3 separate regions of the Homo sapiens genome follow, and all the other regions are linked to region 1. Evidence: chromatin loops called from intact Hi-C (ENCODE). Cell type or tissue: MCF 10A. All regions are shown on one strand. Each heading gives the region's core, and the rest is flanking DNA. Links, peaks and the distances in the headings are about the cores only. Region 1 has its middle 260 kb from the start of LINC01370. Region 2 has its middle 180 kb from the start of MAFB. Region 3 has its middle 220 kb from the start of MAFB.

Region 1 (7,023 bases), core at 627-5,626:
GGACCGGCCATTTACACTTCTTTTGTGGTGGAATGTCATCAGTTAAGGTGGGGCAGGGCATATTCACTTCTTTTGTGATTCTTTAGTTACTTCAGGCCATCTGGTCATATACCTGGAAGTCACAGGGGATGCGATGGCTTGGCTTGGGCTCAGAGGACTGACAGAGGATAAAAATAGTCTTGTTTTCAAAATAGAGAATTCTAGAATATTAGTAGAAATAGAAAAGGGTTGGCCTGCCTTCTAAGTACTGTTCTCAGAAGAGTAAAGATAACTCTCCTTGCTTCCTCATTTCCCCACCCCCGTGGTCTCCAGGAGCCATCCCACTCCTTGGGCCTCAGGGACAAATCTCCATACGCAAGCTTGTCCTGGAGATGAGTCCAAGGGAAGGTTCACTTACCTGTCTACTGTCAGCTCCTCCCACTTCTAGTTCATCCTACTCCCACACCTAGTGAGTTCATGTTTCAGATCTCAGTTCAGATGTCACTTTTTTAGGGAAGCTCTCTGGGGCCTCCCTGTCTATCAAACCCTTGTCTTGACAGAAGAGTACTATGTTTCCTGTCCCTTTCACAGTAACCATCACAGTTGTAAATGTGTGTTTATTTGTGGGAGCATTTGGTTAATGTCTGTCTCCATAGCTGGAATGTAAACTCCTCCAGTGCCGGGACTCCACATCTGATTGCATTCAGCCCTGCATCTCCAGTACCAATCCCATTACTAGGAATGTAGTTTACACTAAATAAATATTTGCTGATTGAATAAGCAACTCTTCTGTATTGGATTACACACATAGGAGAGGTGACTTCCCAAATCTATTCTAGTTCAAATGTCTAGTATGACAATCTGTTTCCATACTGTAGTAGGTGCTGTTGGTGCCCTGCTCAGCTGCCCTTTGCTGGGCTGGTGCATCCATGTCTCATCAGTGCTAGATGTTCTTGACTCACAGCTGGACCCTTCAGAGAATTACTTGCTATCAGGAGCTGTGCCACCCAGAATGGCCTGGGAAGCTGCATTCTCTCCAGAAGTCTGTCAGTAGCCAATGGCCAACTAACACAAGGGCAGAAAAGTTTGGCACCCTTGCCTCAAGGTGGGAACTCTGTGGTTCCACGCAGGCTCCAGAGCTGCCTGTGGAATGAGGCTGAGACTAGACTTCAGCTGCACCCTCACCTTTGCCCGGTTTCTTCCTCTGCCCTATAAGGCTTCCCTCACACACTTGCAAGTTTTATTTGGGGGCACTCCTTCAATAGCTCAATTACATATGAATCTCAGCTTAGGAAATGCTTCTAGGAGACCTAAACTAAGACACATTCAATATGCATAACCAAAAGGATACTGGTAATTTTTTTTTTTTTTTTTTTTAGATGGAGTCTCTCTCTGTCGCCCAGGCTGGAGTGCAGTGGTGCCACCTCAGCTCGCTGCAACCTCTGCCTCCTGGGTTCCAGTGATTCTTTTGCCTCAGCCTCCCAAGTAGCTGGGATTACAGGCATGCGCCACTACGCTCGGCTAATTTTTGTATTTTTAGTAGAGACGGGGTTTTGCCATGTTGGCCAGGCTGGTCTCAAACTCCTGACCTCAAGTGATCCACCTGCCCCGGCCTCCCAAAGCGCTGGGATTACAGGCAGGAGCCACCACGCCTGGTTGATACTGATAAATTGATTCTCTGGAAGAAAATGAAAACAACAATAAACAACAATTCTGATTTGTAGCATTTATCAATTATACTACACAACTATAGTAGTAGTGTAAATAACTCCTACTACAGCCATTTTCAAGCTGCCAATGTGATTGCTGCTGAACACAAAGTTGAAAAGACATGCATGCAATTGGCTCATGGGAGTCAGTAAGAGCTATGTTTAAAATATCATAACTCATGATATACATAAATTAAAAGTTGTACACATAATATTAATATTATGATTAGTACCATTTTGATGGTAACTATGTGCTAGGCATTTTGATAAATACTTTATTTTTACCTCTGTCCTAATCTCCAAGAAGCTTATACTATTCTTACCCCCATTTTATAGAGGTAGAAACTGTGGGTCATAGAGTTACATTATTTACCTAAGGTCACACTACTAGTAAATGGTGTCGCTGAGATTCAGCTCTGACTCCAGATTCTTAATGCATGACCAACTTTAGTGTCACCTACTAAAAGGCAATAACTGCTCCCTTCCTGAGTATAGAATTTTACATTTGGAATAGTGACATTTTTCTGTACAGCAATTTTCATTCCTTAGCATATTTGATTATTTCAATAGAAACTATGCAGGGCAAACATGAATATTTTAAAGATGAGGACCTTGAGACTCAGTGATTTGTTCAAAGGTTCTAAGGCTCAGAACTAGAGTTGCACACCTGGGCTTCTCACGGTCCAGGTGTCTTTCCAGCAGACCTTAGTCTTTCTTCCTCAGAACCTCAACTCTCAATGACAGCTTCATTAACCTCTGGATGTAAAATTTAGCCAATCCTTATCCAGAGAAGGCCAGCATTCAAGGTATTGAATGAAACATCATTCATCAATTCTTCAGCGGATTGGGCACCTACTGTGTGCCAACCAAGGTTACGTGTAATTTCAAGTAAGGAAGGTATGCCCAGGACTCCTAAGGAACTGGAGGTTAAACCAATTGAGTTTAGTTTAGCATATTGTCACGTACTTGCCACACCTACCAGGGAGTTTCTGAGACTTTGTTTTGGAGTCACAGATGCAAAGCGTTAATGCAGGACGTGGTACATGACTGGATAGTGATAGATCTAACGAGGCCCCTTCTCCTTCCTTGGTCCAAAACTGTTAACAGATCTTGCTGGAAAATGCCAGTGCATTTATGTTCTGATGGAATGGTGCACATAGGACATCCATGCCTGGAGGTTTTTCATTCACCCCTCAACGCCATCTTGTGGGCAATGAAAACTTTGCCAGGGTTTGGGGAAGCCTGCCCAGCCATTGTGTGATTTGACTTAAAAATCAGAATTGGATAATCTATACAGCTGTAGAAGCAAATCTACAGATCCTCTCAATGTGTAAAATTTGGATTTAGGAATTCAGAATAATGGAGTCTACTCCTGGCACCATTAATGATATTGATGTATGACAAGGTGCCTGACTTTGGTTTCAGTTCTCAGCAGAGGCTGTAGAATCAGGTAGATCTAGGCTGGACTTTTGACTTTGTAACTGTGTCCTTGGCCAAGTCACTTGACCTCTCTCCATCAAGTTTCCACATTTGAGAAGTGGAAATAAAGTCATGCTTATTTTACTTCCTTCTTGAGAAAATACAATGAGATGATTCATGATTAGTCCTTTACTCTGCATTTCAAATGCGTTCATCCACGGTAGATGTTATTGATATTATTGTGGCCATTATAATTGCTTTCAATACAGACTACTTTTTTTTGCCTTTTTGCCTCTTAGAATTGCTATCTTGATGGTTATAGACTTGAAACTCTAAATCAAATACTAAGAATTATTAACTGATGTACTTTCTTCCCTTTCTGTTGGAGAAAACCTCAGGACAAGAATCATCTCTTTCCAAGTCTGGAACAGTGGATGAATTAGGTGGTTGTTAAGTAGAACAGAGAGCAACTTACTGGGTATTTAGCACCTGTAAGTCAATAGGCGTTGAGCAGGAGGGTCTGATGATTCCCCTGAAACACACACCTATTGGGGAGTTTTTTGCATATAAAGACATAAGGAGATTATTAAGGAATAGATTAACATTTCTCTCCATTTGATAGTCTGTTGAAAGCTACCTGTCCTTTCCTCTGGGGGCCCGAAAGAACTATATAGGGTTTAACATGCTATTTTACTTATAATTTCTAGTTAAATTGAGCCGTAGACTTCATTATTAAAATCTGTAAATTCAGCTGGCATTTATCCAACACCTGCAGTGTGCCTAGCCTTGTGCAGTGGTGGAATCAGACCAAGCTCCTGCTCTCAAAACATGGGTGCCGTGCTAAAATGGCAATCCAGAACTTGACAGACTGCACACCAGAACTGATCAGGGCTACCAAGAAGGGGCCTTTTGAAGAGTTATGGGCTGAACATCAAGGGACACAGTGCTCTCACTGCTACTCCGTGGCTATGCTGAGTGGAGTTGCCATCCCGTGGCCAGCCTCAATTTCATATTGGTTGTGAGTCTGAAACATCCGGATAACTGTGAGCTCAACCTTTCTTCCCATCTCAGCTTGCTCTGGATTTATCAGAGAGGTAGGGAGATAGGATAGCTGGACTTTGCAGAAATTCTTTAATGAGCCAAGCACTCTGGCAGACATATATAATGTTACAGTGTAGTGGGCATTATTATAGTTACTCTACTGATGAAAAAAATGAGGGCTCAGAGAGTTTAAAAATTTACTCAGTTACACGGAGGATGACAGTGTGTCTGACCCCAAATTCCTAGCTTTTTTCAGTTACACAGGCTGATGGCTGGTAATACAGAAAAAAAAATCTCACTGTGGATACAGGTTGAAGAAGATTAATCAATGCCTCTGCCCTCAGATAACTCATAGTCAAGTAAAGAGGTTCTTAACCTTTTAGGGGGAAGGGCAGGGTGTGGGGATGTTGTGTAACTTTGAGACGCTCCCTCGAAAAATGCTGAAAATCTTGTGCACTACTTCAGAGGAATGTTTGTACACCCTCCCTGTCCCATCCCAATCCCCAGCAGAGACTCTGAGCTCAAAACTCCCTGGAAGCAGACAGTAATTCCAAGGTGCCCTGCCCTGTGGAGGAAATGCTGCTAAGTATTCCACTGGAAACTGCATGGACAGAAATAAGTGCTGGTTGTGGAAATCTCCCCTTCCACGCTGGCTGCTGCTGCAGAGCTTGGAAGGAAGATGTACACGACAGTAATTATACTAAAGGACTCAGGCCATTCAGTCAGACGCAGGGCTGACTTCTGAACGACCATGGAGCAGAACAGCCACTGCTAATGCTATGGATCCGTTTTGTGTAATCAGCGTGAATCTCCATGGGCTTTCTTGGGTGAGCTGGAGATGAGGTGTAATTCCCTTTGCAGAATAGATCTGTATGGAAAGTGTGCCACAGAGTGAAAACCCACGTACTGTATTGCAGTTCCTTATTTGTTTTCAACCTAAATTGGAAAGGTATTTCTTGGGGTTGGCAGTTGCTGAGATAATTTTTTTTAAATTAAGAGTTAAGTATGATCAGGACTTCTAGGGTGCTGGTATGTTCTATTTCTGGATCTGGGTGCTGAGTACACTTAAGAATGCGTATTATATTTTTTCTATATGAAGATTGTCTTTCTTTGTGTGTGTATATATGCTTTATGCATACATTTCTATATATTCTATTTAGTGGGTATATGAAAATATTTTTTGAAAAGAATGAGGCAAGTTATATAAGAACTGACCTTTTAAGTGAAAAAAAATATAGTCATCTACATAATTTAAAGTACTCAGTTACAATCAGCCAAAAGTCTGCCATATTAGTTTAAAAGTCCTGTGAAACAGGACTGAGACACCTCAACACATTGAATTGGGAGTTCTAGAAAGATCCTCCAGCTCCCTTCCAGGACATCTTTGGGTGCCTCGAATGACTGGCCCCTGCTCTTCTCTGAGGCCCTGCCTCCTCACTTGTGGCTTCTTCCAGCTGAGACCTGGCTGCTACTAGATACAAGGTAACCTGAGCAACCTCACAGGCCCACCAGGTTGTGGAAAGAGAAAGGAGTCTGCTGCCAGGTCCTTGGTGTCTTTTGCATCGAGGCATTGGTGTGCAGCCTGAAACTGCTCCCCTCCCCCATCTGCTACCTTTTTTCTGGGCTCCATTCATTCACAAGTGCTTAGGCCTCAGTTTACTGGGCAGCACTCCAGTGTCCTCTTGGAGCCTGCCTCTGCCCACCTCTGGACCATCTCTGTCCAGGAAGGGGCTGGTTTTAGCTCCTCCAACCCCCTAGTCTGATTGTCCAGATTCTAAATCCCACCTTCTGTGCATACACCCCGGACTTTAAACATGAGATATCAACTGGACACCAAACACAGTGGCTTTTGTGCCCAACAATGCTCAGCGTCACGCACTTGCTTTAATCTCCCCTAGACTCCCACTCCAGTCCTCCTTCTGCGCAGCCTCTGCAGACCCATTTCCATTGTGTTCCTTTCTTCCCTCCCTCCTGGCTCCTGCTGTTTGGCGTCTGAGTTATGACGTCCTGTGTCCCATTGCTTTGGGGAAGCTGTTGACTTCGGAAATGGGAAAATCTGACTGAAAGGCAGGAGGAAGGGAACCAGAGTCAGAGCCGAGGCCTAAGTCAGCAGCAGCGGTCTGTGAAGCTGCGAGAGACGGCATTTGTACTGGGTCACTGGATGGAGGGTGCGCAGCACCTACACAGGCCAGGCAATCCCTGGAAACTCAGCCTAATTGCTCTGTCTTTGGGGGGTAGGAGGAGAGGATGGGATGTAATGACACAAAGGGATGTGTTTATCTGCCTTTGTCTCTCCATCACTGTGAAAATGCCCCAATATCTGTTTTAATTCCCTACTCATTTTGCTATTTATTCACTTCCAAAAAGATTTAAGGAAGTTAATGTTCCATATGTCATGGGTTATGTGGATCCAAAATGCCCCTCTAAGATCCGGTATAGAGCATAATTTCTGAGAATATATTTCAGAAGACACAATTCTCCAAGGCCAGGGTCAGGGAGAGAATAGCGAGTGTGTTGCAGGATGTCAATAAATCTGCAAGACCTCAGACACATGCTTTTGCCTCTCTCAACCCATTTCCTCCTCATCTGTAAGTGGAGATAATGATCAGACCTTGCCTGATTCTCAGTGGTGAGGCCTAGTCAAGATGTGAGAGAGCTCTTTGTAAACTATAAAATGAGGAGTTATTAGGAGCCAAATGTGCACAAATTTCAGGAAATGAGATTCTGCTGGACAGCAAGAGCCTCGTGATATAGGAAGTGTCTCAAAGTCTGGCTTTTTAAATTGCTGTAAAATCAAGTATGTAACAAAACCTGTGTGACTCTCTTGGCTGCTGGGATAAATGTCTTTGCTTTCCTAGGCTGCAACCACATGACC
Region 2 (7,023 bases), core at 992-5,991, 240 kb before region 1:
TAAAATAAAATAAGAACAGTTCTGTTGTATGGTAATTCATTAATTACAATTTTTGACTTCAGGAGACTAACTGCTTTTGCTCCCTTAACTGGAGAAGGGTGAAAGGCTGAGAGCTGTCCAGACGACCCTGCCGAGGGCTAGAGAGCAGACACCTCCTGACCCATAGCAGGTTGGCTGCTTGTTTGTCAAGATCAGACTGCAGGCTACTTCTTGCTCCCCTGGAATATCCCTTAGCACCTCTTTGTCGAGAAGGCCTCCTATTACCCAGACCTGGCAAAGCAGGCCACCAGCCCTCTAGCTCCCTTTCCTTGCTGCTGCTAAGGCCAAGACACTGGCCTGGCAGCTTTGGGAGGGCAGGGGCCATGTCTGCCTTGCCCACCAGGGAATCTCTAGTACCTGTCGGGGACCTGGCATTAGTGAATACTTGACAAATGATGAAGTCCAGAAACAATGCTGATTTAAGGCATAGGTCCACATCCATGGGTAAGAAAGAAACAAAAGGAGCAGTGTATGAAGTTCTGGGGTGTTCCTGACTTCTTGATCATGGTCCCAGCTCTGAAACTACATATGTGCCCCTTGCAAAGGCTGCAGAATGTTCCCCCAGCCTCCCTTACTGATTCCTGAAGCTGGAGCTCAGGAAATACCCCTCCATCTCCTCTTATGACCAACTTTTCTTCCAGGGATCTGGAAATACCATTTCTCATCCCATGTTGGCCCTTAGCATCTGCATCTGGTGGCTACTGGTTGGTTCCATCAGATGCTAGAGCTGAACTCACCTCCTAGATTCAAGGCAAAGATCTGAATACATGGGGAGTGTTAACATTGTATTATCATAAGCATGGAAACCTGCTTCAGATCACAGTATGGTGATGATGAGAAGGGGGTGTCTCTGGGGCTTCCTCCAGCATTGAACACCCACAATAGGTAGCTGACTGGGCTAGGGCCTGTGCTCATGCCTTACACAATCCTGCAAGACAGGGGCTGCTGCTCCATTTTACAGATGAGGAAACAGTCTCAGTGGACAAAAGTGACATGTCAGAATCCAAGTGGCTGAATGGGCTTTGAAATCAGGCATGGCTGATTCTGAAGCCCCAGTGACTTTCAGACAGCCGCCTTGTCTCCTGAAGGTATGAACTTTTCAAGGCTGTCTCCTCAGCTCTGATGACAAAGGGAAAGCCTCAGGGAGAGATGTGAGGAGTGAGACCACAAGGTCACAGGGTAAGGGAAGAGGAGTAAAGCTACTCCTTCATTTATTCATCCATTAAGATAATACTGAGATCTACTCTGGGCTAAAGGCTGGGGACCCAGTAGAAAGAAATATAGCCTGTAGACTCAGAAGGTGAGTCACATATTTTTTAAGTATGATAAGTCTTCATTTAACATTGTTGATAAGTTCTCAGAAACTGTGACTTTAAGTCAAAGAATGTGCTATATAACAAAATCATTTTCCCATAAGCTAATTGATATAAACAAGAAGTAAGTTCCTATGGCATGCAGTAGGTCATTTTGCTTAATGTCACAGTTTCTGAGGGCCTATTGATGATGTTAAGTGAGAATTTGCTGTATTCCACACATAAATGTAAATGGAACCTGTGAACAGTGCTCTGAAGGAGAAGTGTGAGATGATAAGAGACATAATGAGAGGGCTCTGGTTTGTTCAAGGAGGATAAGGTGGCTTCCCTGCAGAGGGAATGTTTCATCTGGGATCTCAAAAATGAGTAGGGGCTGGGGACAGTGGCTTGCACCTCTAATCCCAGCTACTTGGGAGGCTGAGGCAGGAAGATCGCTTAAGGCCAGAAGTTTGAGACCAGCCTGGGAAACATAGCAAGAACACTCCCTCTTAAAAGAATGAGTAGGAGTTAGCAAGATGTGAGAGTGTGGAGAGGCAGGAGCAAGAAATAGTCCAGAGAGCACCAAAAGCATATGCAAAGGCCCTGGGCCGAAGAGATCCTGGGTCTGTCCGGAGAACAGTGAAAAAAGTCTGGGTGGTGTCTTGAAGTTGGAGCACAATTAGCTACTGAAATATTTTAAGCACAGGAGGGGACATAATCATGTTTGAATTTGGAAACTATCCTTCTGGCTCCTACACAAGGGGGTATGCTTCATTGTAACTGCTGAGAGTAAGCCTGGCAAGAAGGGACTGGGAGCTGAATCTCGGCAAGTCAATTCCTTTTGAGAGGCCTCAATTTCTCCATCTCTATAGTGAGTTTGTAGTCAATGGTGGATACTTTCCATCTAGTTTAAATGCTCTGTGGCACTTCCTTACTCTCTATGCTGTCCCTCAACAGGACTTTCAGTCCTGGGGAGAAGAAATTCTTTGTATTTCTCAGTCTTCCTCTTGACCATTTTACCATGAACTCTTGGAAAGTGAATTCCCATGTGCACACGGATGCATATTTGTAGATACTTAGGAAGAGAATAGGAACTGTTTTCTTGGGAGGGCCATGCAATGGTATCTATTGAACCCAAACATGTGCAGCTATGATTTAGAGATTCTACTCCTTGGTGTCAACCTTCAAAAAATACCTGCATGTGGGCAAAGAAGGATTATAGGAAAATATTCATCGTAGTATTGCTTGTGAATAGAGAAAAAAATGGAGACAACTTTAAAGTCACTACCTGACAACAATTAAAAGGTATGGCACATTTATAGTATTAGATACTAAGCAGCCATTAAAAGAAATTGTGGCTCCTCTGTGTAACAATGTGGAAAATCTCTGAGACATTCTGATGTGTGAAAAAACAAGTTACGGAAACATACATACAAGTTATGCAAACATACATACATACAGTTGGGAAAATAAGTATAGAAATGTCCCCCACACCTAGCCTTTCTTATGAGAGTATGAGACTGAGGCTCAGAGACTGAAATGATTATTTAATCACATAGCTAGCAAAAAGAAGCAGGATTCAAAACCAGGTCTATTTGAGTCCAAAACTTACCTTCTGTAGTTACTCGTAAGTCCTGTCAACCTGCGGGCACACACTCTCAGCGAGACCCGGCTCTCAGCACTCCTGTTTCTCTATATGTAATCTGTACATATATGTAATCTATACACACCACACAAAGAATAGAGATTGAAGGAGAAACACTTAACTGATAATAGTGGTTGTCTCTGGATGGGATTGGAGATGACAGCGTCAAGGAGGACTCCTGCCTTCTTAGTAATATTCTAATATTTCTAAAAGGAGGAATGTTAGTTTCTTGTGTAAACTAACATTAATTAAAAAATAAGACAGAGCCCTTGAAGACACTCAGGAAAATATTAACCATATTTACAACTGCAGAGGCCATGTGGTAGGGCCTGAGGGGTGGTTTCCCATTTCTATATTTCTATATTTGATAGTCTTTACACTTTTTTCATAATGAGAATATATTTATATAGTCATGGTGCAATAAAAAAGGGAAAAAAGGAAGTAGTCCTTCCAATTTAGTTCTTCTCCAAATGAGCTCAGCAACGAGAACACTTGGGGGAGCTGAGGCCCAGGGAGCCCATGTGATTGCAAGCAAGCATGCAGTGAGTCAGTGGGCGAGGGAAGAAAAGGCCATCCACAGCGCCCGGCTGCATCACGTGACCCCAGAATGCAGCAAACTGGCTTGTTTTGCAATCCAGGCAGGTCCTTTAACCACAGGCCTGCTGGCTGGCCCCATGCGGCTGGGGGAGAAGGTGCCAACCCTCTTCCCTCGAATGAGTCATGCCTCTTCCCGCAATAGCTGGGGGGGGATGTGGAGAAGTTGGTCTCCGGGGCAGAGGCACAGCTACTGCTCATAGGCCCTGCCAGGCTGGGCACCCTGAAGGTTGAAGGGCCCCAGGGGCCTTTGGGGATGTCCCTAGATGGGGGCTGTAGATGAACATAATCATGGACATCTCTTGTAGGCCATTGCAGTCAGTGCCCACATGTGTTGATTATAAGGAGGTGGGGTTTTGGGGACCTTCTATTGCACACTGATGTATATTATGTCCAGGATACTGGGCCCATGTGTCCTATTACCTGTGAGACAGGGCTGACTGTCCCCATTTCACAGATGATAAAACTGAGCCTCAATGGAGGTAAGTAACTTGTCCACATTCTGAGGTCCAAGCTAGTAAGTGGTATAAATGGGGTGCAAAACCAAGTGTAGCTAAATCCAAGACCAGGTGATTTTCACTGCACTCTGGTTGCTTCCTTTGGGCAGAAAATATGTGCTCCCAGCTGTGTGTCCTTGGAGGCCACTTCTCATGGGACACGCTCTCAGGTTTGCTTATAGAAGCAGAAGATGAGGCACAAGAAAAGTGGGAGGTCCTTAGGGATGGCAGCACAGTGATTCTCTGCCAGGTACCAGCCTGAGCACATCACTGCCATATGCTCTTCAGTCTCCACAACAACTGGTGAAACAATCGTGCCTGTTTTGCAGATGGGCAAACTGAGGCTCAGAGACTGAAATGATTATCTAATCACATAGCTAGCAAGAAGAAGCAGGATTCAAAACCAGGTCTATTCGAGTCCAAAACTTACCTTCTGTAGTTACTCGTAAGTCCTGCCAACCTGCGGGCACACATTCTTGGCGAGACCCGGCTCTCAGCCCTCCTTTCTCTCTTCAGCCCAACTCTTGTCCATGAGGCAAATTCTCATTCATGCTTCAGTACTCCATGGGACATGGCCTTCTCCATGAAGCCTTCCTCAGCTCCTCAGTGAGGGATTCTCACCTCTGTCCTCATGGCTTCCTGACCTCAAAGACCTGTAATGACATAGGTCACATGGCTTTGTGGCTCTCCCTACTTATCTATTCAGGAGACTGGTGATCACATGTAGGGTAGAGACAGTATCATGTTTTTCAATTTTTTAACCCCTTTGATTTTTTTTTTTATTTATTCAGAAGCTAATGCAGTGGTTACATCATAGCTTTATGGATCCACAGATCTGGGTTTGAATCTTCACTAGGCTGGGTGATGTTGGGGCAATTACTTTACTTATTTCAGCTCCATCTGTAAAATGGAAATTCTAATGTCTACATCTCAGTGACCTTGTAAAGATTAAGTGAAATATATATGTAAAGTGCTTAGCACAGTGCCTGAGGCACAGAGTGCATAAATATTATGACCCACTGGCTTAGTCCTGTGGTATATCAAGACTTGACTGGGGAAAGTGTGGCTGTCCTTGTTAATGAGGCTGCCCCTACTCCATTGCAAGGACTTGATTTGAAGCTTTGAGTACTGCCCACAGTTTATAACTTTACCCCCTGAATATATCATTCTTTATTCTTCAGAGGTGGCCATGGATGGTGACTTACACCCTAAATTTACAGATGCAGATAGGAATGGGATGGGCTGAGCAAATCTCTAAACAAAAATTCACATATGAAATTATGTAAAAATTAAACAAACATTTTCAAAAATGTTAATTCTTAGTTCTAACCAAGGAGATTAAAATGATTTACGTTAATCATTTAAGAAAAAAATGTTATTAATGACCAATGCTGGTGAGGTTGGAATGAAAATCATGCATGCACTGCTTGTGACCATCCAAATTCTTACAAGCTTTTGGGACAATATGAGAACATATTGTCACACCCTGATATTCAAGGTGTGAAAATGATCTTGAGGAAAGGACTAGCTATAAGCAAAAGATGTGTGTTACATCAATATCTAGAACAGCAAAACCCTAGATAATTCTCAAAGGCCCATTTACAAGGGTGTGGTAAATGAAATCATGGTGCACCAATGTAATCATCAGCAGTGTTGATGACAAAGATCTCATGGAAACATACAAGATGTTTATTATACATTACCTAGAAAGCAGAATATTAACTGGAATTTATGAATGTAACTATGTTAAATTTATGCAAGAACAAATATGGGCAAGAAGAGAAAGGTCAGAGGCGAAATGAAAGGGTTGAGATGGGTGGCAGGCTGTGGATCGCCTCCAGTGCTATTTGGACTGAGTCACCCTGTAAGTGACCTGAAGAGGTCCCCTGACTTTGGGATTTCATGGCCAGCATCCTTTTCACCAGGCAGTCCAGACTCTCTGCATCTCCTGCATTCAGGCCTCACCACTGATTCCTCAAATACATTTTCCAAAGATAGAAATGCATATAATTGCCTTTTGTCTGGCTTCAGAAAGCCAAATGGCCTTTACTAGGGATTTTTGGGAGGCCAAAGCACTCTGATCTTGACTGGAAGGTTCCCCATGAGTGCTCTTCAGCATTGATCAGCAGGAGCTGATCTCGCTCAATGGCTCCTAAGAGCTCTTTTCATAGAAACAAAGAGCTTTCATGATGGGGAAGCCATCTTAGGCCTAATGAGGCTGGTGGGAACCTCGTTAGTTAAGTTAGGAAATTTGGCTGCCCAAGAAATATATGTGGGAATCATGCACTTTGGCCTACAGGGTCATTTTCAACTTTAGACAAGGCAATATCATGGATGGAACCATTCATGTCTGAAAGGAACTGCAGAGGGGCCTCTGCAGGTAGAAAATTCCCAGCTCTCCAGCCACCCCACAGTCTCCCCAGAATCTTCTTTAGCTCCATCCACAGATGCAGGCTCCTGTCCTATGCTTCCATCACAGATAGCCCCGCCTTTGCCCAGCTGCTGAGAACAGGCGTGCACTGCCAGTCAACACCCAACCCTGCCACCAAATCGCACTATTACAACCTGAGTAACCTGAGTAGGCAAAGAGAAGTGCTTTGGCTCAGTAATGATTTTACCTTTACTATTGTTCATTTGTTCATTCACTCATCTGTTCTTCAGTTATGAAGCACCACCTGCTCTATGTCAGACACAGACACTGTTCTAGATCATGGGGATATGCCAGGACCATGGTGGCCCCAAGTGAATAATAAAAAGCCAAGAAAATAACATATTTACATGAGTTCTATAAAAGAAATCAGTGGGGTGTTCTTTTCTGATGCAGAACAATGGGTAGGGATGAGCAGGGCAGACCTTCCTTCCATTGGGGTGGCTACTGGGGAACTTTTTGAGGTAGTGTCAGTTCAGCAAAGGCTGGAAAGGGGAGGAAAAGCCAGCTATGCAAGAATCTGGGGGA
Region 3 (7,023 bases), core at 1,173-6,172, 210 kb before region 1:
TGGAACATAGCAGGTCTCCATCTCTGCTTGGATTCCCCTGGGGATGGAGCTTATCACTTCATTTTCCTTTGCTGGACAATTGTAATTCTCAGGGAGAGTGAGCTCCTCTGCCTCTTTTTAACACCCAGTGGGGGTTCTGGCCTGCCTCTGAGCAGGGTCACTCTTGTTGACAGTGCCCAGACCTTGCTTGATTGAGTCAGTTCTCAACCAGATTTTCTTCTAGATTCTCAGTAGCTCCCACACTGCCTTTAAAGCTAAGGAGAACCTTCCACACTTTTTTTTTTTTTTGAGACGGAGTCTCGCTCTGTCACCCAGGCTGGAGTGCGGTGGCGCGATCTTGCTCACTGCAAGCTCTGCCTCCTGGGTTCACGCCATTCTCCTGCCTCAGCCTCCTGAGTAGCTGGGAGTACAGGCAACTGCCACCATGCCCGGCTATTTTTTTTTGTATTTTTAGTAGAGATGGGGTTTCACCGTGTTAGCCAGGATGGTCTCGATCTCCTGACCTCATGATCCGCCTGCCTTGGCCTCCCAAAGTGCTGGGATCACAGGCGTGAGCCGCCGCACCCGGCCAACCTTCCACATTTTTGAGATGAGCTTTGCTCCTAGAGCATGGTCAGCCTGCCTGGGCACTGCTGCTAACGCCTCCCAAGATCTCTGGGAGCTGGAGCCTCTCTCCCTATCTAGTGAGTGCTTCCTTGCTGCGTTCTTGGACTCCTACGGTAGTTCTGGCAAGTTAGGGGGCCAAAGCTTTAAAAAAGGCTTGTCTGGCTGTCTCTTACTTCGAGGCTGTCAGCCATCTCAGCTCAGTTGTATGTAGTTTAATGAATTGTTACTCTCTTGTGCCTGTGCCCTGAGGTGATTTCTTACCACAAAGGGCAAACTTAAGAAAATCAAATAAATAAATACTAATAAACAGGGAAGCAAGGTTTGGAGAGGTTATTTGCTTTTCTGGGGTTGCAAGGTAGTGAGAGGGGAGCTGGGCTGGCTGCCACCTCTTCTGTGCTCCGGCCACTTTGCCATTTAACTGCCCCAAAGAGGACCACTTAAAAGCAAACATATAAATGGAAGTAACTTTTTCAGCAACTTATTGGGTCTTTTCCCACTTAGGAATATTGATTTTTCTCCTCACTGAGCCTGGGATGGAGAGGAATGGTTGAGTCTGAGTCTGAGCACCAAGTAGGTGGGCATGGTCCCAGCTTGAGTAGGTGTCAGTGACTGTACATCAGAAGTGGTTTCCAGGAGCCCATGTCCTCTCTGTGATAGACGGATTATGTAAAAGGCTCCAAGACACCATAGAAACCTGGCCTGGTTTATACCTGAAAGGAGGGAGGTGTACGGCGTACATTCTATTGTTCTAATCACGCCACTTTAATGAGATACAAAATTGTGCCAGTTTCATAATTATGATATATATCAGGGCTTAATTATATGTACAGGATGGCACATTCAATTGAATACATGCAAATGGAACAGAGATTTTCATTTCACATGTCTCTCCTACTCTCCCTAACAAAGAACTTTCTAGGGGTTTTAGGCATATGGGCATAGTGGAGAATCAACTTGTACCATATGCCAGCATCTTCTGGCTTTCAAAACAACAAGGAGACACTGAAAACCCATGACTAGTGAGCTAAGGACACTGAATAAATAAAGATGAACCTGATAAAAGTATAGTGGCTTTTGATAGCCCATGTAAACATGTCTGGCTTCAATTTGTGGGAATTTTCTTATTGTTAAATGACAAAAACATAAGAAAGAGCTAATAAAAATTATGTGGCTAAAGGTCTTTTTAAAAAGTACTAGAAAAGCAAGTTCAGAGTCATGGCTGCATTTGTTACTGATTATGAGCAGAAATGGGGAAAAACATTGACCCCTGTGACTTGGCTCTGAACGTGCTGATGAAGCCCCTGGGATCTCCCTGCATATCACTTTCTGATGCCCGTAGACTCTGGGACAAGAAGCAAGGAGGGAGAGCTCCATGCCAGGCCACGTTTTGTTGTAGGAATGGCTTTGTGAAGGGCTCTTGTGACACTCCAGGATCCACTTCGAGAAATTTCTCCAGTAGGCAAACACTATGAAAGAGAGACCTTGTGGGAGGAGGTAAGGTTGAACGATCTATCATGTCCCTGGCTTTGTCTTAGGTATTGGGAACACCTCTGGCAGGTAGAGAGGGAGCTGATCTTAGGGACTTTCTTCTTTCACCCAGGGCTACCTGATGACTCTCAGGAAAATCTGTGGAGCCGGGTCTTGGTAGCGAGCTGGCTGCCCTTTGTTTATGTTCTTGTAGAAACACTGACTCTAGAGAGAAAAACTGACCCATCTGTTGAGATGTTACCCAGACTTGCTACTGTTATTTTTCCATTCATTCACTCATTCATTCATTTATTCATTCTTCTCATGAGCTACTAATATGTGCCTGTCCAAACACTAAGGCCCTAGGAATGAATAAGATGGATGAGTAAGGCCTAATTCTGTCCTGCAGAGGCTTGCAGCCCAGAGGGAAAGGCATACAATAAAGTATAGGATATCCTCTGGTGGGTCCTAGCATAGCAGAGCTTTCCCAGAAGCAGGTGTAGTAAATGCTGCTCTGAGTGGGAATGATTTTGCAAGGAGATGACGATTGAAAAGTGTCAAGAGAAGTTCACCAGGTGGATATATTGGAGAGAGAGATTATTTCTGGTAGAGGGATTTGGGTGATAAAAGTCAAATTAGCCAGAAGCAGCTGAGGATTTTGAGGAATCTGCAGGTTTGCCATCTAGATATAGGTTTCTAATAAAGTTCCTTGATCATTCTATCCAACATAACTCATTTCAATGCTTGCTTTTTGATTTACATCTAGGGCTCTGTCCAGGTTTCTGGCATCCTCCATGATAATGAGTGTGAATGGATGAAAACTAATATGAGAAAGCCAGGTTTGTCCAGGAGGAGTTTCAAGTCTAGGAAAGGTAAAAGCATGCAGATAGCCTGTCCAAGGCATGCAGTGGTTAGTGCATTAGAGAGGCACAAGGAGATAATTGTAGGAAACAGAGGAGATACCACATGCTGGATAAACAGTCCAAGAAGGCTTCCTGGAGAAGGTTAAATTAGAATTGGGCCTTCAAGGATGGAAGACAAAAGACATCCTCCTTTGCATGAACAAAGATGTGGGAATTCCCTAGGCTAGTGAGATTATTTCTACTATCAAACGTCAACCTAACTTCCAAAACGTTAGTTTACAAACCAGGTTCTGTACCAGAATCCCTTGTTGAGGGCAGGGAGGAATTACATAGAAATTTCTGGGACTGACTCCTAGAAATTCAGATTTCAACTGGAATGCACATTTTAGTGAACTCCTCAGAGGACGCTGATACCCAGAACACAGATGGGATTCCATCTGATGGCGGCAGGAGGGAGGGGAGGACTGACTCTGGGTGTACACAGACATGGGTTCAAATCACAAGTTTGCCTCTTATTTGCTCTGTCACTTAAGGCAATATGCTTAGTTCCCTTCAGCCTCACATTACTTGTTTCCAGGAGGTGATAATAACAGCCCAGAAGGGTAGTTGTGAAAATAAATGAAATGACATTTGTCACAGTGCTAGCATAACTTCTGGCTAATAGTGGGTAGGGGATAAATCTGAGTTTTCTTCCTCTCCTCTATTCAGTAAAAATGGCATATATCTTCTGGGGTGGTCAAAATGCCCAAGAGGCATAATTCTTGGCTCCAAGAAAACACTGGTCACAGACAGGCGGGCATTTGCTATTCTCGAATAAACTGTTAGACACAAGGGAGTCTCCTGGACCTCAGCATCTCTTTCTTGTCTTAGACAATGCCTAGCATTCTCCAGCTATGCCCTTTAAACCTGGGCATTAAACAGTTTTTGTGTCCAGTGAATACACAAACACCCCTAAGGAATGTTAGTGGATTAAGCCACTATGAACTCACACCTTAGGGTAAGTGAAGTACTCGCTAAATGCTAACCTGATAGAGGAGTGTCAGCTCTCCAAGCCTGCAAAGTGATAATCAGGTCTAGTGGTTATAAAATTCTGCTTCATGAAGCTCTAGAGGTGAGCACACAATATTTGGTTGTGCTCTGGACAACTCTAGGGGGAGCCAGCCTCATAGTCTACAACATGCACTGTAGCTCCTAAGGCTCTGGCCAGAGCAACCTCCCAGATAGGACAGTCTTGAAGAAATCAAGCCTCCGTTCACAGGTGGAGCCTTAGGCCTGCCTCCAGGGAAGCTCAATGCTTCTGCTAAGCAAAGGTATCAGGAACGAAGGCATTTTAGGATTGCCTGTCATTCAGGCAGGCTACGGCTAATGGAGGCCTGCCTAGGCCAGAACCCGGGCCTGGGACCATGCATTTGCTCATCAAGGCCAGGAAGAGGCTTTGAAGAATCCACTTCCCCTTTTCCCTGCTGAATTATAAGAAATGGAGAGAGAGGAGCACTCGCAGCCAGGAAGGCAGGCCAAGGCAGCCCTTGAAGGAAAAGGAAAGTGAGATGAGGGTGTGGGTGGGTGGGGCGGGACATCCCTCCCTCCGCCTCGTCCTCCTCTGAGCTTCCTGCTGGGGGCACCTCTCAAAGTCTCTTGGGGAGCCTGGGCCTGTTCTCTGGCAGGGGCCTGAGCCGGGCCTGCGGTCAGCCTTCCAGACTCAGGGCACCTCCAGGCCTGCCTGTGGGTCTGGTTCCCTCACCTCAGGGCTCTCCTGGGAAAGCAGAGACAGGCGGGCCCGCCTGGAGCACTTTCGGGCAGCAATGACTTCAGTACTTGTCCCCAAAATAAATGCACCACAGACAAGACAATGTGGTCAGGGGCTGAAGAGTTACTGTAAATACCAGCCCGGGCTTCCTATTTCTGTTCCTGTGACTCCCAGGGGGGCAGGCGCTGGCCAGCCCGTTCCCAGTGCACTCTGTTCTTACTGCCACATCCAAGGAAAAGCTTTGGCCTGGAATTCCTCATCCAACTGTCCCTGGGACCCCTTTTTGGGTTTGCAGAAGGGACCTTACTCTCACCCCCAAGCAGGGCTTGGACTGAATCTGGCTTTCCGCAAGAAAGAGATGCAAACACTAAGTGTTGGCACTGTGCCAACTACTCACATGTTTTTGGCCTCACACCAAGCCCCAAATTTTGGAGAATCAAAACAAGTAACATCTTATCCTTAAGAGCACTGTCTTAACCCATGTATACCTAGTATTCCGTTATTGGAACACTAAGCTTGTGGGAGTTATTTATATCCTACTCCTCAAGGTCATCGCCAAGGTCCAATTTTTCACAGAAAAAATTTGCAACCTCCATCATCAGTGGGTTAAAGGCTTTACATGGTTTAGTACATATGGTCCTTACCATAGTCACAGGATGTAGGTATGTCTATACCCATTTTATAGATGAGAAAATAAAAGAAAGAACACAAGGTGCTTGCCCAAGGACACCCCATCGGTAAGCTAGGAGTCAAACCCAAGCAGCCTGACCCCAGACCTGTATTTGTAGCTGATAGGCTGCACAGGGCAATGGTGTCAATCACCTTCTGCAGATGAAGGGAACAATGTGCAAGGAAGGGTTCAAGGTCAATTGGCTAACAAGTTAGGGGGCAGATTTGAATCCAGGCTTGGTGGGCTCCAAAGGTCCTCCCACTGCACCGGGGCACCTTCTAGGGGCAGGACAGCATCACATCATTGGAACATTTGTTCTGACCTCTTTCCAGCTTCTGGGCAGCTGACACTCTGGCTTGTAGCTACCTCCGAGGGTCAGTGCTTAACAAGGGTTGAATCAACATTCATACACACCCGCACGGAGGCTTCTAATTTGAGTAAGTTTGCTGTTTCCAAGGACAGATTGTCCCTGCCTTTGGGAGGCTGCTCTGGTTGTGGTGTTTCTTGCCTTTCAATTATTGAGTGCTCTCAGGTATATCTCCCTCAAAGTCTTCTCACTCTTGAAGAGGCATGCTACATTTGTGAACTGATCCCTGCCAGGAAATCTCACAGCAGTCTCAGAAGGTGTCTGGTCAACCTAGGAAATGGGCACATAGCTCATCCTATTCAGCACCTCTGCTGTAGAAGGGAAAACTATGGAAGCCAGGCATTTTCCTCCTAAAGGGAACTAGTTATATAGGCTTGCATGTAGAGAAAGAAGAGAAAGTGGACTGAGTCGACCACATGGAACAAAATTTAAATGCTGTGTCATTTCTTTCAAGCAGATCTGCTGAGGCCAAGTGGAGCCATAATACCTTCCTGTTCACCCAAGGTATCTGATAAGATATTAGCATTGGGTGATAGTATACTGCTTTCTGCATCTAATAGAATTGTGACATCTCATCTGGTTTACCTCCTTGCTTTTGCTAATAAGAAGCTCATAACTTAAATTTATACTCAATTGTTATAACTCTTCTCAAAAAGAAGTTATTGGAATACTTCTATTCCCCTTCCGCATACGGGCTCTTGTGTTTTGTTTAGGATAGGTCAAAAATTTGTTCATTTTATGTGAACTCATTTATCATAAGTCACCTGGCATTCAGAGTCTAATAAAATAAATTTTATAAGTACATTTTGTGACTAGTATGTGCCAAGTACCATACAGTTTAATTTCATTCACTACCCATTTGTTGTTTGCTTGTTTATTTCTCAAATATTTGTTGAGCACCTTGCATATGCCAAGGTGCCTGTCTTAGATTGCTTGCGTTGCTATAAAGGAATACCTGAGGCTGAGTAATTTATGAAGAAAGCAGATTTATTTGGCTCATAGTTCTACATGCTGTACCAGGAGCCTGGTATCGGCATCTACTTCTGGTGAGGGCTTCAGGGAGCTTCCACTCATGGTGGAAGGTGAAAAGGAGCAGGTGTTACGTGGTGAGAGAGGAGAGAGAGGTGCCTGGCTCTTTCAAAAATCAGTTCTCATGAACACTCATAGAGCAAGAACTCACTCATAATCTCCAGGAAGGCACCAAGCTCTTCATGAGGGATCCGAGGCCATGACCCAGACACCTCCCACCAGGCCCTGCCTCCAACACTGGGAATCATATTGCAACATGAGATTTGGAGGGGAC

What was found. Hi-C counts contacts between places; a loop is a spot of excess contacts. Peaks named below come from ENCODE experiments on the same cell type or tissue, not always from the same donor. Only the 100,000 strongest peaks of a DNase experiment are listed, where the experiment ranks them.
Region 2: a loop joins it to region 1, with 4 times the contacts of the local background. A loop is called at or near these places in 3 of 110 quality-filtered maps.
Region 3: it touches region 1 in a loop (25-fold over the local background); 7 of 110 quality-filtered maps call a loop at or near these places.

What each region holds. Positions count from the first base shown.
Region 1 is chr20:40,262,194-40,269,216 of GRCh38, reverse strand. No RefSeq gene overlaps it. Among named protein-coding and RNA genes, the nearest start is that of LINC01370, 260 kb to the right of the region's middle. RefSeq lists enhancers at 1-400, 6,205-6,705. In MCF 10A, for the core only: a CTCF peak has its summit at 2,883 (motif pointing left); a DNase peak (open chromatin) is centred at 2,886.
Region 2 is chr20:40,503,342-40,510,364 of GRCh38, reverse strand. No RefSeq gene overlaps it. Among named protein-coding and RNA genes, the nearest start is that of MAFB, 180 kb to the left of the region's middle. RefSeq lists enhancers at 3,179-3,690, 3,691-4,202. In MCF 10A, for the core only: no CTCF peak of the experiment used is centred there; a DNase peak (open chromatin) is centred at 3,614.
Region 3 is chr20:40,468,545-40,475,567 of GRCh38, reverse strand. No RefSeq gene overlaps it. Among named protein-coding and RNA genes, the nearest start is that of MAFB, 220 kb to the left of the region's middle. In MCF 10A, for the core only: no CTCF peak of the experiment used is centred there; a DNase peak (open chromatin) is centred at 4,107.